Linked DNA regions of Homo sapiens: region 2 is linked to region 1. Evidence: chromatin loops called from intact Hi-C (ENCODE). Cell type or tissue: PC-3. All regions are shown on one strand.

Region 1 (8,000 bases):
TCCTTGTCCTGATGGTTCTCCCCTTTGGTTTCCTGTTTAGGTTATTCTGTGGCTGTCGGAGATTTCAATGGTGATGGCATAGATGGTATGAAGTACTTGAACTATATCTAATCTTTAAAAAAATTAGATTAAGTATTTGAAACATGTGGCATTGAAAATTTTAAGCAGTTTGAGTGGCTGGGTGCTGTGGCTGCAGCCTGTAATCTCAGCACTTTGGGAGGCTGAGGCGGGTGGATCCCTTGAGCCCTGGAGTTCAAGAACAGTCTGGACAACATGGCAAAACCCTGCCTCTAGAAAAAACACAAAAATTAGCCGGGCGCGGTGATGCACACCAGTGTCTAGCTTCTCAGGAGGCTGAGGTGGGAGGATCTCCAGAGCCCAGGGAGGTTGAGGCTGCTGTGAGTTGTGATTGCGCCACTGCACTCCCGCCCGGGCGACAGAGCCGAGACCCTGTCTCAAAAAAAAAAAAAAAAAAGGAAAAGAAAATAAAATTTTAAGCAATTTTAAACCATTGTTATGGAATATAACAGAAGAAATGAGGAAGATGTTAGCACACTGGTGAGAGTCCAGGCTAGGTCTGTGCTGAACTTCCTCTAGTGGCTGCTGAAATTGAGACAGCTACACTTGGCTTCAGTGCCTTTCCTTTCTGCTTCTTTTTAGCCCCCAACACTGTTAGTGATTTCCTTAGCATTTTCCTCCTTGTCTTCAGCAAATTCATTCCTCTGGGAGGAAGAATTAGTGTCTTCTTTCTTTAGGCATCCTTTGTTACCTTCTGGGCCATCTCTGTACGGTTATTACCCCATCCTCTCATTGTCCATCCATCTTCCTTCAGAGCTCCGTTTAGGAATCACAGTCTTTACCTGATTTTGATCACATTTTTGTGCCACAGCCACTTCTACCCCACTTCAGTTTGCTCTGTATTATTTTTCATTACTGTACTACTAAACTAAATGTAGTTTTTCTTCATTCTTAGGTTACTTTATCTTGTCTATTCTTGTTTAACAATATTACAAATGACTTGAGGGCTTATTTGCATATGTTTGAGAGCCCTCCAGAATTTGTATTTTGTAAATTTTGATTTTATAGTTTAAAAATGCTGGGCTATTTATTACGGAGTACCAATTTTTCTAAATTGATTGTTTGTTTTGAACTGAAGTAGTAAAACTTAAAGCTTGCTGACATAGTCACTTCTGGTCTGCAACTTCCAGTGTTGTCCTAAAAAATGAATAATTTGTTTGTTTGTTTGTTTCAGACTTTGTTTCAGGAGTTCCAAGAGCAGCAAGGACTTTGGGAATGGTAGGACAGTTAAAAGGTATTTTTTAAAAAATCTCTAAGTTATCTTCTATTTTACCAGATTTCACATACTTCTATTTTTCCTTCACAGGTTTATATTTATGATGGGAAGAACATGTCCTCCTTATACAATTTTACTGGCGAGCAGGTATGCTTCCAAAATATGATCGTCCTCTCCCACTATAAAAGCAGTATGTACTCATTGGAGAAAATTTGCGAAATAAAACTGTAAAAATGAACTATAATCTCATCAAATAGATAATTCTTCCAACTCTTACCATTTTGGTCAAACTATTATCATTTCTCTTTTGAGCGTGTGTGTGTGTGTGTGTGTGTGTGTGTGTGTGTGTGTGTAGTATATAAACAAAAATTGGTTTACTCTGTATTTTTCATTTTGTCTTGCCTTTTTCACTCAATATTTTATCATCAGAGTTTCTAATTTCTTAAAACTTTCCTTGGCAGTATCAGAATGGTTTAATGATTCCATAATATTCAATATTCTAGATATAAGATGGGCTTTAAATATTTCATCTTTGTTTTAACCAAAGTAATTTGGATATTTTGGCTTGTTTTTGTTTCCTTTTTTTTTTTTTTTTAGGAAATGCAAAATCACATGCATACAAAACCACAAAGACTTCCTTTTTCTTTACTGAAAAGAAAAAAGAGAAAAGAATTCTTTAAATTCTTTTTTAAGGATGATCAATGCCTTATAATTTTATTAGATGCAACAGAAAGCATGGCACAGATATGTGTATTATAGATATTATAAGCGAACTTCATTTTTACTACATGAAATAAGATATTTCTCAGCTAAAAAAATGCTAGTACTTTTTAAGTATTAGACATTTCTCTGCGAGTACAGGCATTTTATAATATTCTCTGTTGTATGTCTCAAAGAATTATACCATAAGTTGGTAATGATGAATAAACATTTAAACAGTAGGTAGAGAAAAATCTTTCTCAAAGTTTGCAGATCTGGGATTCAAGCCTTTTTGTTCAGTTGAGATTGTTGGGCTTTGGGATAGGATTGACAGGCTGACTGACTAGACTCATGGTCCCCAGAAACCTCCTCCCATTTGTATGGCAGTCAAGATTGATGCACAACCTGGAGGGCCCTGCAGTTGACAGGCAGTTAGGGTTGCTGCAGGGGTGGTCCCTTTGTTCCGTTTTGACTTCTCCAGCTCAAGCAGCTTCTCCTGTCTGGTGACCATGTATGAGTCTGGATCCTACTGCATGCACTCAATGATACTTGCTTTATTCCTCCTTCCACTATTGGGAAGTGGGGGTGGCTAGAGAGGAGTGGGAAGCGTGGCTTTTAGATGAGGACAAACCTGGGTTTTCCATGCTCAATCTGTTATTGCATTGGATAAGGTATTTGCTGCTGAAAATCTGTTTCTTATTTATAAAAATAGGGATGCTGACAACTTCCTCATGGGACAGTTGTGAGAATCAAAAGAAAACATTCGAATCATAGTGCCCGGGACAAAGTGTGTCTCAGTAAATGCCATCCTTTCTTTACACTTCCAAGCCAAACACCATAGGTGACTAAGGCCCATGAATATTATTCTGTTACATAGTCGGCACATCAACCTTGTACCCCAAACACAGTATATTTTATTTCACAAGCTCTGAACTTGTTATTTAATACAGAACACACCTTTCATTTTCCCAATTACACTGTATCAACCCAAAATAGATAATGCAGGAATCTCCCTTATCATTCTCCCTTGATATCTGAGCCAATCAAATTTGAGAAGCATTGCTAACTTTCCTTTTTTGGTTTGTTGACTCATTTTTCACCTTACTTTATATTTAATCTGTCATCTCTTTTAGTTTTGTTTTGCACTTTCAGCTCTCTTTAGAGCTTTCCTTTTTCACATTTATTTACAGCTAAGCTGCTCATCCTATGCAAGCCTGTGGTCTCCTGTGGTAGGGAAGAGGACATTTCTGCTCCCTGTGCATTATAAGCTCATAATAAACCCAAACACATTTGTACTGTGTGTGATTCAAAAGCAAAATCATGTGGCAAGTAATCTATAGAGATATGACACAAAAATGAGCTCCTTTCCATATCTTTCCAAACAGTAATTTTTAAACAGTAGTAGTAGTTACACATAGGGGAGCCAATTATTATCTGTTATTAATAATTATTATCTATTATCCTCATGACATAGGCATCCATATAAAACTTGTTGGGTTCAATCACAACATTTGTCTGTGACTATATATCTTTGTTAGTGTGCTTGTGTCTGGTATGTTTTGGGAAGTGGAGAGAAAGGGAGATAGTAGGGTAGGCCTGAGAAGGAGAATTGATAGTCCTTAGACTTAAATGTCATATATCAACAACACTGGAAGGATATACATGTAATATATTGTGTATATACATGTAATATATTGTGTCCATGATCTAGGAAAACAACAAGCCTCATTACCTGATTGTCATTGTGTTGGTAGAATAAACAAAAGACAAGACATTTAGATTGAAGCACTATATGCAGAGAAAAAAAATAACCCTATTTGGTACATATATTACAAATGTTAATTGTCTAAACTAATTGGATGAAATATAAACATTTCATTTTCATCTTTTTATCCAGATGGCTGCATATTTCGGATTTTCTGTAGCTGCCACTGACATTAATGGAGATGAGTAAGTTTAAAAAAAAATGTTTCCAGAAAGTTATCTTCTCATGTTTACGAATACTTTACTCAAACTAAACATTTTTTTCTTCTGTTTTTGTATTCCTTTTCTGCTAATCTTTCTGTTTAAGGAAACAATTTGAAGCAACCTTAATCATGAATTCTAGAAAACCTCATATGTTTGTTCTGTTTTTTTTCAGTAGCTTTTATAACATGAACAAATAAAGTAATTTTATGAATTATTCATAGTTTCTTAAAAGAATTAAAGGAAGTTTCAAATTTGAAATGAGTGCTCTGGTAATCATTTTGTGTTTCACTGTGGGTGTGAGAGATGCAGAAAGAGGAAAAGTGAGTTGTAGTAAGAAAGAAAATGCCTACTAAGACATGAAATTTGTTCTTGCTTTGGTGAGAAGTTTCTGTTCTTCTAGTTATGCAGATGTGTTTATTGGAGCACCTCTCTTCATGGATCGTGGCTCTGATGGCAAACTCCAAGAGGTGGGGCAGGTCTCAGTGTCTCTACAGAGAGCTTCAGGAGACTTCCAGACGACAAAGCTGAATGGATTTGAGGTCTTTGCACGGTTTGGCAGTGCCATAGCTCCTTTGGGAGATCTGGACCAGGATGGTTTCAATGGTAAGATCAAAGTTTAGCAGCTACAGGTCCCTGATTATCTGTGTCCACCTGGAAAAGTTCTGTAAGTCCATCTGTAGAAGTCTACACGAGCAAATCTCCTTCCTGGAAAGGTGGATTGTGTGTAAGTGAGTAACACACCAAATTTAAAGACAGTTTGCTATTTTTCTTTAAAAATCAGAGCAAAGATTTCAATAATGGACTCTCATGAGTTATTATTCACTTGGCCTCAAATTAGAAGGTCAGAATGATTACTTTCTGAAAGGAACCTTCATTACCCTGGTGCCTACTGCTAGCTGGTATGTGTTTCTGCATCCTGCTTAGCAGCAGTGCCCTCTTCTGTTCATTTGGCTACAAGTGTTAAAAAAAAATGCTTCCAGGCACATTGTCAAGGCAATGCTGACTAATGCATACCTCAAAGGTATGATTTGCCATTAATATTTTTAAAGCCATAACTTTGTTGTAGCTGTCCAAAATGTTCTAAGGGATGTTATATCTCCCTTTATGGTGGCATATTAAAAGTATAAGCCTATTCGTTTATAATAGTACCATTTTAATAGTTGTCGATATCTTTAAAAAGCAAAGTTAGCTTTTACTTTAGAACTCTTTTCAGAAACCTGAAATATAGGTTACAAATTACCAAGATTTTTTTTTTAATCTGTTAAAAACCTTTCTAGAGATCACAGAATGGATAGTTGAACTAGTTTGTGTAATCAACAGTATAGTAAGCCTATGCCCCCTTAAAACCTAAAGGAAAGGTATACATTAAGAAGAAAACTTTAAAAATACAGATGACTTGTTGTATGTCTCAAACAGTAGTGGAAAGGTAAATGTTGTTTGCCCTCAAGATTTCACACCTGTCTTGTGGGTAGGTGCTGTCATTTACTAGATGTGTCATCTGGAAGATTAACCGTAGTCATTTCTTTTTCTTTGTTTCTTTCTTTTTTTTCTTTTTTTTTTTTTTTTTGAGGCAGGGTCTCACTCTGTCACCCAGGCTAGAATGCAGTGGTGCAATCATGGCTCACTGCAGCCTCAACCTCCCAGGGTCAAGAGATCCTCCCACTTCAGCCTCCTGAGTAGCTGGGACTACAGGCTCCCACCACCTAGCCCAGCTTATTTTTTTTAGTAGAGCTGAGGTCTTCCCATGTTACCCAGGCTGGTCTCTAACTCCTGAGCTCAAGTGATCCTCCTGCCTTGGCTGTGCGAAGTGCTGGAATTACAGATGTGAGCCACTGTGCCTGGCCAACAGGAGAAGTTTCAGTGGTAGGGAACATCTACTCAGAGGTACATCTGCTACCTAAAATAGAGGCTTAAAGATTTTTACCACAAAGAGAACTTAGCATAAATCAAATGGAGCTATGGTATGAAGTTCATAATAAAATGTGAAAAGAACACTATATAACAGACCAAATCATTACTTAATCATAACAAAAGCTACATAGGAAATACAGGGCTAAGTTTGAGGTTCCATCATGAATAAAGTTAATGAATTCTTTGCTATGTAGCTGGGCCTCTGTCTCCCAGGTTTTCTGGGAAGCCTGGTCATGTGTGATCTTCACCTTGTCTTGATGTTATTCCAGTTACTTTAAAGAAAGTTTTCTCATTACTGTGATCTAGCCAACATCTCTTCCAGCTTTCTAAGTTTTTGTTATAATGTGTCGTCTGTCAGTAGAACAAATATAGACAACAGCTTTAAAAAATGTGAAGTTTTACAATGATTTTACAAAGGGCTAAAATATAGATAAAATCATCCATAGAGGATGATTATGGTCTCCCAAGGTTTCTCCTTGGGTCTTACTGTAGCAAATAGTAGATTGTGAATGATAATGTCTTTAGTGAAAAATTATCTGAGCTGTATTTATGTATAGTATTTAGTACATATGTGCAAATATAGTTACATTATACATGTATATGTTCTATTAGTTATGTTAGATCTTTTGTTGTTGTTCATACATGAAGACATTAAGTGTCATTGTTCCTGTATTCCTATATTCCTCTCTTTCCACCTACCCCCACCCTAGGCATCATCAAGAGGGATATTGAAAACAAAACAATAAAGTTATGTTCCAAAATTTTATATAGCCCCAAGGTAATTATGTGCAGTTTTTTATCAGTACTTTTCCAGAAAAAGCAGAGGAAAAAAAAGAAAAGCAGGAAAGAGCATCTAAAATGATCAAAGGAAGAAATCAATTGCATGAATGTGTAGGATTTTCCAGACTCGACAGATGATAGCGAAGAGAGAAGATGATTAACATGTATAAAATAATGAAACGTTTAGGAAAGTTACAGATAATTTTTATTAAACAGTCACTCAACGTTGGAGCCATCTTTTGTTGCAAAATTATGTTTTAATGAATACTTTATTTATTATTTGTTGAGACAGGGTATTGCTCTGTCACCCAGGCTGGAGTGCAGTGGTACAATCACAGCTCACTGCAGACTCGACTTCCCAGGCTCAAGCAATTCTCATACCTCACCCTCCCAAGTAGCTGGGACTACCAATGTGCACCTCTGTGCATGGCTGATTTTTGTATTTTTTGTAGAGATGGGGCTTTGCCATGTTGCCAAAACTGGTCTCAAACTCCTGGGCTTAAGTGATCTGCCTGCCTCGGCCTCCAAAGGTGATAGGATTACAAGCATGAGCTACCGTGGCCAGCCTGTTTTAATAACTACTTTATTAATGCATATGTCAGTAGAGAAGTTATGCTTATCTTTGGTTTTTTTGTTTGTTTGTTTTGTTTTGTTTTTTGTTTTTTTTTTAGACTGAGTCTCATTCTGTCGCCAGGCTGGAGTGCAGTGGCACGATATCGGCTCACTGCAACCTCCGCCTCCTGGGTTCAAGCGATTCCCCTGCCTCAGCCTCCTGAGTAGCTGGGACTACAGGCACCCACCACCATGCCTGGCTAATTTTTGTATTTTTAGTAGAGATGGAGTTTCACCATGTTGGCCAGGATGGTCTCAATCTCTTGACCTCGTGACCCACCCGCCTCGGCCTCTGAAAGTGCTGGGAATACAGGCGTGAGCCACCGTGCCCAGCCGATTTACCTTTAAGGCTTAAAAAAGGATAAAAAGAATACTTTTACATAAGTTAGGTACTCATTTTTAAGGATAACAAATTCTTAGTTGGTGTTTACTGCAGGCCAGGCACTCTTCTAGGTGGTGAAAATGAGCATAAATCAGAGTCTACTCATGTCTTTAAGAAACTCAGCATCCAATGGGGGCAGCATATATGTTTAAAAAAAAAAAAGTACCTCAATGTGATCATCACAGTGTTTGAGATCCCAGGCTTAATGGTCTCATATAAAGGATGAGTGATCAAGGCATCGTTGATGTTTCAGGGGAGCCAGGAGATGATGAGGCATGGCTTATTAAGGAGCTATGAGACAGCTCGTGTACATTAAGGAAATTGAGGCAATTTGTTATGACTGGTACGTAGGGT
Region 2 (8,000 bases), 97 kb before region 1:
TTGAATTTTGTCAAATGCTTTTTCAGCATCTACTGATATAATCACGTGACTTTTCTTCCTTAGTATGTTGATGTAATGGATTATATTAATTGATTTCCAAATGTTGAACCAGCCTTGTATTTCTAGGATAAATTCTCTTTGGTTATGGTCTATAATTTCCTTTAATACATTGTTGGATTTGATTTGCTACATAATTGAATACATTATTACTATTGTTATTTTGAACAAACCATATTTGTTAGCTCAATTAAGAATAAGGAAAATGAAAGTTTTAACTATATTTATTCCTTCTTGATGTTTTTTTCTTTTTCTTTTTCTTTTTTTTTTTTTTTTTGAGATGGAGTCTCACTGTCACCCAGGCTAGAGTGCAATGATGTGAACTCAGCTCACTGCAACCTCTGCTTCCCGGGTTCAAGCGATTTTCCCACCTCAGCCTCCCAAGTAGCTGGGATTACAGGCATCCGCCATCATGCCCAGCTAAATTTTGTATTTTTGTAGAGACGGGGTTTCTCCATATTGGCCAGGCTGGTCTTGAACTCCTGACCTCAGGTGATCCGCCTGCCTTGACCTCCCAAAGTGCTGGAATTACAGGCATGAGTCACTGCACCCGGCTTTCTTGATGTTCTTTTCTTTATTTATATCTCAGCTTCTGACATATCATTTTCCTTCTTTTCTAAATAACTTCTTTTAACATTTCTTGCATGGCAGAGCTTCTAGCAACAAATTCCCTCAACTCTGTTTGTCTGAGACAGTATTTCTCCTTCACTTTTGGAGAATAATTTTGCAGAGTATTCAGTTCTAGGTCAGTGAGGTTTTTTTTCTCTCAACACTTTAAATATTTACTCCACTCTGCTTGCATGGTTTTTGAGCAGTCAGATGTAGCTCTTATCTTTGCTCCTCTATAAGTAAGGTAATTTTTTCCTCTGGCTTATTTCAAGACTTCTTTTTAAACTTTTGATTTTCTGCAGTTTGAATATGATATGTCTAGTTATAGTTTTTTGGTTTTTGCTTCTTTGGTGAATGATGAACTGCAAGTCTGCTTCTTTAGATCTCAATAAAAGTGGAGGAAACTCCTTTTAACTTTAGGGAACCCCCTTCATCCAAAAGAACACTGTGGAATTTTATTCAAACCCAAATGAGAAAGAGGCAGACTTTAAACACATAATCTCTCATACTTCAATGATGAAAGGAGAAACATGCCAAGAAAATGACAAACACTTAATGCAAATCAGAAAATTCTGCAACTTTGTTGAAAATAGTCTCGGTTTTTTCTGCTGTAATTGGTTTAGTGTTGCAGGATTGACTATAATCCCTGCTCAAAATCAGCCTTAGAGCTGTTTTCGTACTACCAGTTTCAGAAGTCTAGAGTTACATGGCGGCTTGCTGCATAACTTAAGTGTTCCGTGTTCACTGGCCACAAAATTACTTCCATATTCTTATTTGCAATCTTTTGTCAAAGAAAGTGCAGTTTCAGTGTGTGCTGCTTTTACAGAGTTCCATCAGAGTTTCTCTATTTTCTTGTTAATTCAGTGACTCTCATATTTGTCAAGAAGATCTTCATTTCCTAAAATATCATAAGGCCCTCTTTTAGAGAAGAGAGAAGATAATCTTTTTATGAGGTAACAAGGCATTTTTTGGTCATACAAATGAGCAAACGAAGTCTAGTGCTTAAAAGCATGGTTCTGCAGCCAGACTATTCAGAATCAGCTCCCACCTTTCTTCACTACCACTAGCTGTGCATCCTTGGAATTTTCTCTTGGTTTCTCCTTTGTAAAATTGGCATAATAGGTTTGGGTGTCAGGATTAACCAAACATACACATTATAAGATTTTTAGGACCATACTTGACAGAATATACACTCAAATATTATACATCACAATTAAATAAATAACACATGAATGGATTATAGTATTTTTGTAGTTTTCTTCCTAAGTGTAGCTTGCCTTGGGATTCAGCATGACTAAAACACATTTGCATACCTACATCCTTTTTTACCTTTTTTTTTCTTTTTTTTCTTGTGTGGGTTTTTTTTGGCCTTCTCGCAAATAATCCTGGGCTTGTCCCTACAAAAACTAAATGCCTTGGGTTTGTCCCTATAGAAACTCTCTTGTTATCTTAAGGATAGCTCAGTGTTTGAGGGGTGAAAAAGACAAAGCAGAGATGCCTCAGGTAAGATCTTGAGTTCATATTCTCTGACATATACTGGTTGGTTTGTGTTGAGTTAGGGTTGAGTTAATATGTATAAAGTGCTTAAAACAATGCCTGGCTGAAGTGTTTGTTTTCCGTTAGGAGAGAGGGAGAGACAGGAAGAAAGTAGCAAAGAATCTGAGAGGGAACTATCTCCAGTTATCCGAGTCATTACCAAATCCTCCTAACTACCTTGGGGTTGCATCACCCTTTCTCCAAGTTACCTGAACACACTATGCTGTCTCCTGTATCAGGAGCCCTATGAATGCTTGTTGTTCTGCCTGGAATGCTCTTGCCATTGCCAACTCACCCACTCTTTCACCCTTTTTTTTTTCTTTTTTTTGAGACAGAGTTTTGCTCTCACCCAGGCTGGAGTTAAGTGGCGAGATCTCGACTCACTGCAACCTCTGCCTCCCGGGCTCAAGCAATTCTCCTACCTCAACCTCCCAAGTAGCTGGGATTACAGGCATGCACCACCACACCCATCTAATTTTTGTATTTTTAGTAGAGACGGGGTTTCACCATGTTGGGCAGGCTAGTCTTGAACTCCTAACCTCAAGTGATCCACCCGCCTTGGCCTCCCAAAGTGCTGGGATTACAGGTGTAAGCCACGGCGCCTGGCCTACTCTTTCATTTTTTAACCCCTGCTCCTCCTTCAGATCTTAGCACAGATGTTGGTCCTTCCTGAGAGAAGGTTTTCTTTGACTCCTAAGTCCTTTGTTATAAGGACACTTCATAGTACTTAACTTTGTCTGAGATTGTGTTTATGATTATTTGGTTAGTCTGTCCACCTGTGGTTAGTCTCAGACATGCTAACCAATCTGTAAATATTTATTAAATAATAAATCAATATTTCTCTCACACTCACAATTTGAAAATTTTCTTCTTCTCCCTAACTTCTTCACTGTGAATGTCTGAACAGTGACTTAAAGAAGTAGCCGCAGGAGAAAAGAGTTGGGGGCTATTTCATCATGTGGCTACATCATCTCATGGTTACATCATTTCATGGCTACATAACTAGGGCAAAAGGAAAAAAGGCATAAATCTTTTTTTTTTTTCTTTTTTGAGACGGAGTGTCGCTCTGCCACCCAGGCTGGAGTGCAGTGGCGCGATCTCGGCTCACTGCAACATCCGCCTTCTGGATTCATTCCATTCTCCTGCCTCCTCCCAAGCAGCTGGGACTACAGGTGCCCGCCACCACACCCGGCTAATTTTTTGTATTTTTAGTAGAGACGGGGTTTCACCGTGTTAGCCAGGATGGTCTCGATCTTCTGACCTTGTGATCTGCCCGCCTTGGCCTCCCAAAGTTCTGGGATTACAGGCATAAGCCACCGTATCCGGCTCTTTTTTTTTTTTTTCTTTTAATTTGAGACAGAGTTTTGCTCTTGTTGCCCAGGCTGGAGTTCAGTGGCGCAATCTCGGGTCACTGCAACCTCCGCCTCTCGGGTTCAAGCGATTCTCCTGCCTCAGCCTCCCAAGTAGCTGGGATTATAGGCATGCACCACCACCCTTGGCTAATTTTGTAATTTTAGTAGAGACAGGATTTCACTACGTTGGACGGGCTAGTCTTGAACTCCTGACTTCAGGTAATCCATCTGCCTTGGCCTCCCACAGTGCTGGGATTACAGGCATGAGTTACCGCGCCCAGCCATAAATCTCCTTTGACAAAGTGTAGGATACAAGATTTGGAAGTGTTCCTACAGACTCTCTAGTCCAACTTCTTTGGTACTGACAACACAAGAAAATTCATCATTTAGTGTGTGGGTTGAGGACTTTATCCAGCCACCTTCCAAGCAACAACTCCATATACAAAAAAAAAAAATGTGTTTTAAACTATAAGAGCTTAAATGTGACTCATCAACATCTGCTTTCATTAAATATTTTTCTCTCAGAGACTAAAACCACTTACAAAGTTAGAATAATACTTGCAACTTAACACATGGCAAAGGACAAGTCTTTTATGCCACTTTCTTTGTAATTCTCTCATTTTAAATCTTAAATGACTTTCCTCTATCACAGGACTTTTGTGAGGAATGTTTGAAAGGATCTGTTGACTCATAGCTGCAGAACTGCTTAAGTTTGCTTTAATAAGGGAATAATCAAACGCACATCTAATTTAAGTGGAAAACCACTATATTTTGATATTGTAACCTGAGTATTAGAGGATTAAAAGAATTCCAGGCTGAGGGGAGAAAACTCAAAGTTTATTTTGGTCATCTTTCTTTTTAGTCTCCCTTCTTTCTTCCTAAAACAGAGAAATTTTGCCCTGAAACTGCCTCCTCATTGCCCAGAGCCTTCCGTAATAGTTCTTCAAATAACAGGGCCCTGTGCTGTGTTTCAAACTTTGCTTACTTTATCTGTACATCTCATTCCTGCTCTGTTCTTTCTCTACTCAGTTAAAAAAAAAAGGAAAAACATTTCATTGAAGAACATAATCATTGTTAATGTGTTGATAGGCTAACATCCTGTTTCAACAAGATAATAATACCCTTCACCCAGTTAAAATCTCACATTCCAGAAAGTCCCTCAGGAATGACTAATCTGGGGAATTCCAGTCATGGCATCAGACTCCTGGGTTGAAGTATATTTTAGCAGTTCAGGCTTTCTCTCCTTATCCTTTAAATGACACTGTATAAAGAGCTTCCTGTAATTGACTTTGAGCAAAGTAGACTCTGGAAATCAAACAACCAGTTACTGCCAGTTAAACAGCCTAAGAATCCAAGAGGACAAAAAGTTTTGTGCAAATTAAAAGTTGTTTCCTACTTGTAAATTAAAAGTTGTTTCCCTTCTTGGAGACATCTTCAACAAAGCTAAAGCAAAGGATAGACGAAAATAGCAATCAAAGGATTAGTATTCAGACTATATGAAGAATTTCTACAAATTAAGAAAACGTAAGCAATCCAATAGAAAAACAAGCAAAAGTGATGAAGAGGAAATTCATTAAAAATTAAATGCAAATGATCCACAAACATTTGAAAAGATACTCAGCCCCATTTGTAACCAGAAAAATGCGCATTGAAAAAACAATGAGACATGGTTTTTTGTGTACCAGATTAGCAAATATTTAAAAGTTTGATATTATCAAAATATGAGTAGGAAGTGGGTAATCCTTAGTTTTTTTAATATACTGCTAGTGAGAGTGTAAAGTGATAATGCCATTTGTAAGTATCTACAATGTTTAAAATGTGTGCTCTTTGGAAGCAATTCTATGTCTTCCTATTCATCCTAGAAAATACTTCACATATGCATAATGAAGTATTTATAAGGCTGCTAACTGCAGCATCATTTGTATAACAAAATATGGAATAATACTTCTCTGCTGCTTTATTCTCCAAACTGAAATAAATAAATAGGTGCTAGCACCCTCACATTCTAGAGGAATCCACTAATGATCCCCAAAACTTGTTCCCTAAGGATATCTAAAACTGCAGGCATAATATGGAGAGCGTGACGGAACATAGCCTTAAGAGGACCAGCAAACAAGCAGAGAAAGAATCTGAGTCTTTCAGGATATCATTAATCCAATGGCACTAAACTTGGGAGCCGTTCTACTCTGTTCTACCTAAAAAGGATTTCCTTTTTTAAGGTCATCAATGTCTGTTGCAGGCATTTTTATTAGGTTTCTAGCCTTCTTTGCCCAGTCATCCACTAACCTCTAAACCTGATACCTTCTTCATAGACTTTTATGCCCCATTCACAGTCTTCCTCTGCACCTTAATCCATGTCACTCTCCCTTGGATAAACACTGACATATGAATCATGAAGATACTGAAAGTAACACTAGATAATAAAAACTATATTTTGAGCCCTTATTAGGTGTCAAATGTGAGACGCTTTACATACATTATCCCATTTAATCCTCACATCAGTTCTAAAAGCCAGGAAATAATGTGACCTTCATTGTATGGATGAGGATCAGACATGGAAAAGTTTCGGAACTTGCACAGAGTCACCCAACTAGAAAGTGGTAGAGCTGGGATTCTGACTGCAAAGCTGATGTCTGTAAGCACTGGGTCGTATTCCTAACAGTCTTTCCTCACTGCTTTCTGGACTTCCTGAAGCAGACTTACACCTGTAGGCAAGACCTACCCAGACTCACTTGATGTGGTTTCACTTCCAAGATTTTGATCTCTGGAAATCCACAGGCTGACTTCAACTTCAAATCCTCCATTTCTTCATCATCACTGAACTTGTTTTTAATCCTAATGGTGTTTGTTTGTGTCTTGAACTCTCTCTTTTCTTCAGCTTATCCTCCCTTCTCTGAGTTTATTTTTAATGTAAATAATATGCTAATTCCTGACAGTAATACACTCTTCACCGCCTCACAGCATCCCTTGCCATTTTTCTTTTCTCTCATTCCTGTCTTAGCATTTTTAAGCTCAATATAAAGAAAATATGCTTTCTCTACTGTCACTTTCTGGACATTTAACATTCTTAGGGAAAATGAATATGCTGCGTCTACAGCAATTAATATGTCTAATTTTAACTAAGCTCTCATTACTGCCCAGAAATTATTATATTCAGGTACAGTCAACTCTCAACCTTCCATGTAGCCCTCCTGTCCTTCAGCTCCCACCCTATTTCTGGTAATTTCTCAGAATATACCAATCACTTTCTCATTTCCCAGTAAGATTCAAGATATCAGATGTAGACTTTGTGCAGCTTCATTCTCTCCATCTCAGTATATCTTGTTAATTTTAGTCTGTTCGCCCCTTTCCTTTACTCATGCCTCTAATGATGATGGAAGTCCTCCCTTTACGAGGTTCAACCTGGGCTCTGTTCCCATTCTTCTTCACTTCCTTTAGGATCTTATTCCACCAAGGGCCTCTCTTGATGGTGTTTTAATTTGCTCTCTGTTTGAGTTTCTAAAAATATTCTCTCTCCTTATAAATATCCTTCCTTTGACTTGCTGCCCTCTCAAGTTACTGCCCTCTGTTGTTTCTTCTCTTCTTTGGAAAACATCTTTAAAAAGTAGGCTACCATCATAGCTTCCATTTTTCCTACCACCCACTCATTCCTCAGATCCTTGGAATTTTAACTCCACCCTTGGTTCTCTTTCTAAAACTATTCTCTCAAAGGTCACCAATTACCCCATAATTGGCAAAGCCTACAGTTTTTCTCAGGCCTTTGTGTACCACTCAGCATTGTTGAACACTCCCCTGTTTCTTTTAATTTCTTCCTTCCTTGGTACTGTGACTGGTATCATTCCGGATCTACTTCTGGATCACTAATCTTTCCTTATGTGTTCTTTCCTGTCTTCTCTTCCTTCTTCCATCTGCAAAGCACAGACATCAAGTAAGGCTCATCAGTGCACCTTTCCCCCTATACGCCCTCAAGATTCTTAAGTATCTATATGCATACCATTCTAAATGTACCTAAGGTTGTGTGCAGGGGCTCATGTCTGTAATCCCAGCACTTTGGAAGGCCAAGGTATGTGATTTGCTTAAGCCCAGCAGTCTAAGACCAGCCTGGGCAACACAGTGAGACCCTGTATCTACAAGAAATAAATTAAATTCATTTAAACTAAATTTGAAATATAGATATACTTAAAACCCAGACACCCCTAAGTTCCTGATACACATGGAAAACTACCCTCTATATATCTTCAGTTTATATTTTAAAATAGCTATATCTAGCTATCTAATATCCAGTTTTCTAGGTGAGATAGGTACTGACAAGATTCTTTAAAGAACCCATAGTGAATGGAGAAGTGACAGTCAATTATCTATCTAATATAATTGTAGTAGTAGTAATTATAGCAATGATAGCTAACATTTATTGAATCTTGGAATATATGCCAGCCATCAGGCTAA

The links. Peaks named below come from ENCODE experiments on the same cell type or tissue, not always from the same donor. Only the 100,000 strongest peaks of a DNase experiment are listed, where the experiment ranks them.
Region 2: a loop joins it to region 1, with 9 times the contacts of the local background. A loop is called at or near these places in 2 of 110 quality-filtered maps.

Annotation. Positions count from the first base shown.
Region 1 is chr2:186,637,025-186,645,024 of GRCh38, forward strand. It overlaps ITGAV (integrin subunit alpha V), which reads left to right. Exons shown (of 30, transcript NM_002210.5): 8 at 41-85; 9 at 1,253-1,296; 10 at 1,385-1,441; 11 at 3,891-3,943; 12 at 4,362-4,564. Among named protein-coding and RNA genes, the nearest start is that of ITGAV, 51 kb to the left of the region's middle. In PC-3, a CTCF peak has its summit at 4,899 (motif pointing left); a DNase peak (open chromatin) is centred at 4,917.
Region 2 is chr2:186,539,815-186,547,814 of GRCh38, forward strand. No RefSeq gene overlaps it. Among named protein-coding and RNA genes, the nearest start is that of ITGAV, 46 kb to the right of the region's middle. RefSeq lists enhancers at 2,184-2,693, 2,694-3,201. In PC-3, no CTCF peak of the experiment used is centred here; a DNase peak (open chromatin) is centred at 4,727; H3K4me3 peaks cover 1,402 bases; H3K27ac peaks cover 3,069 bases.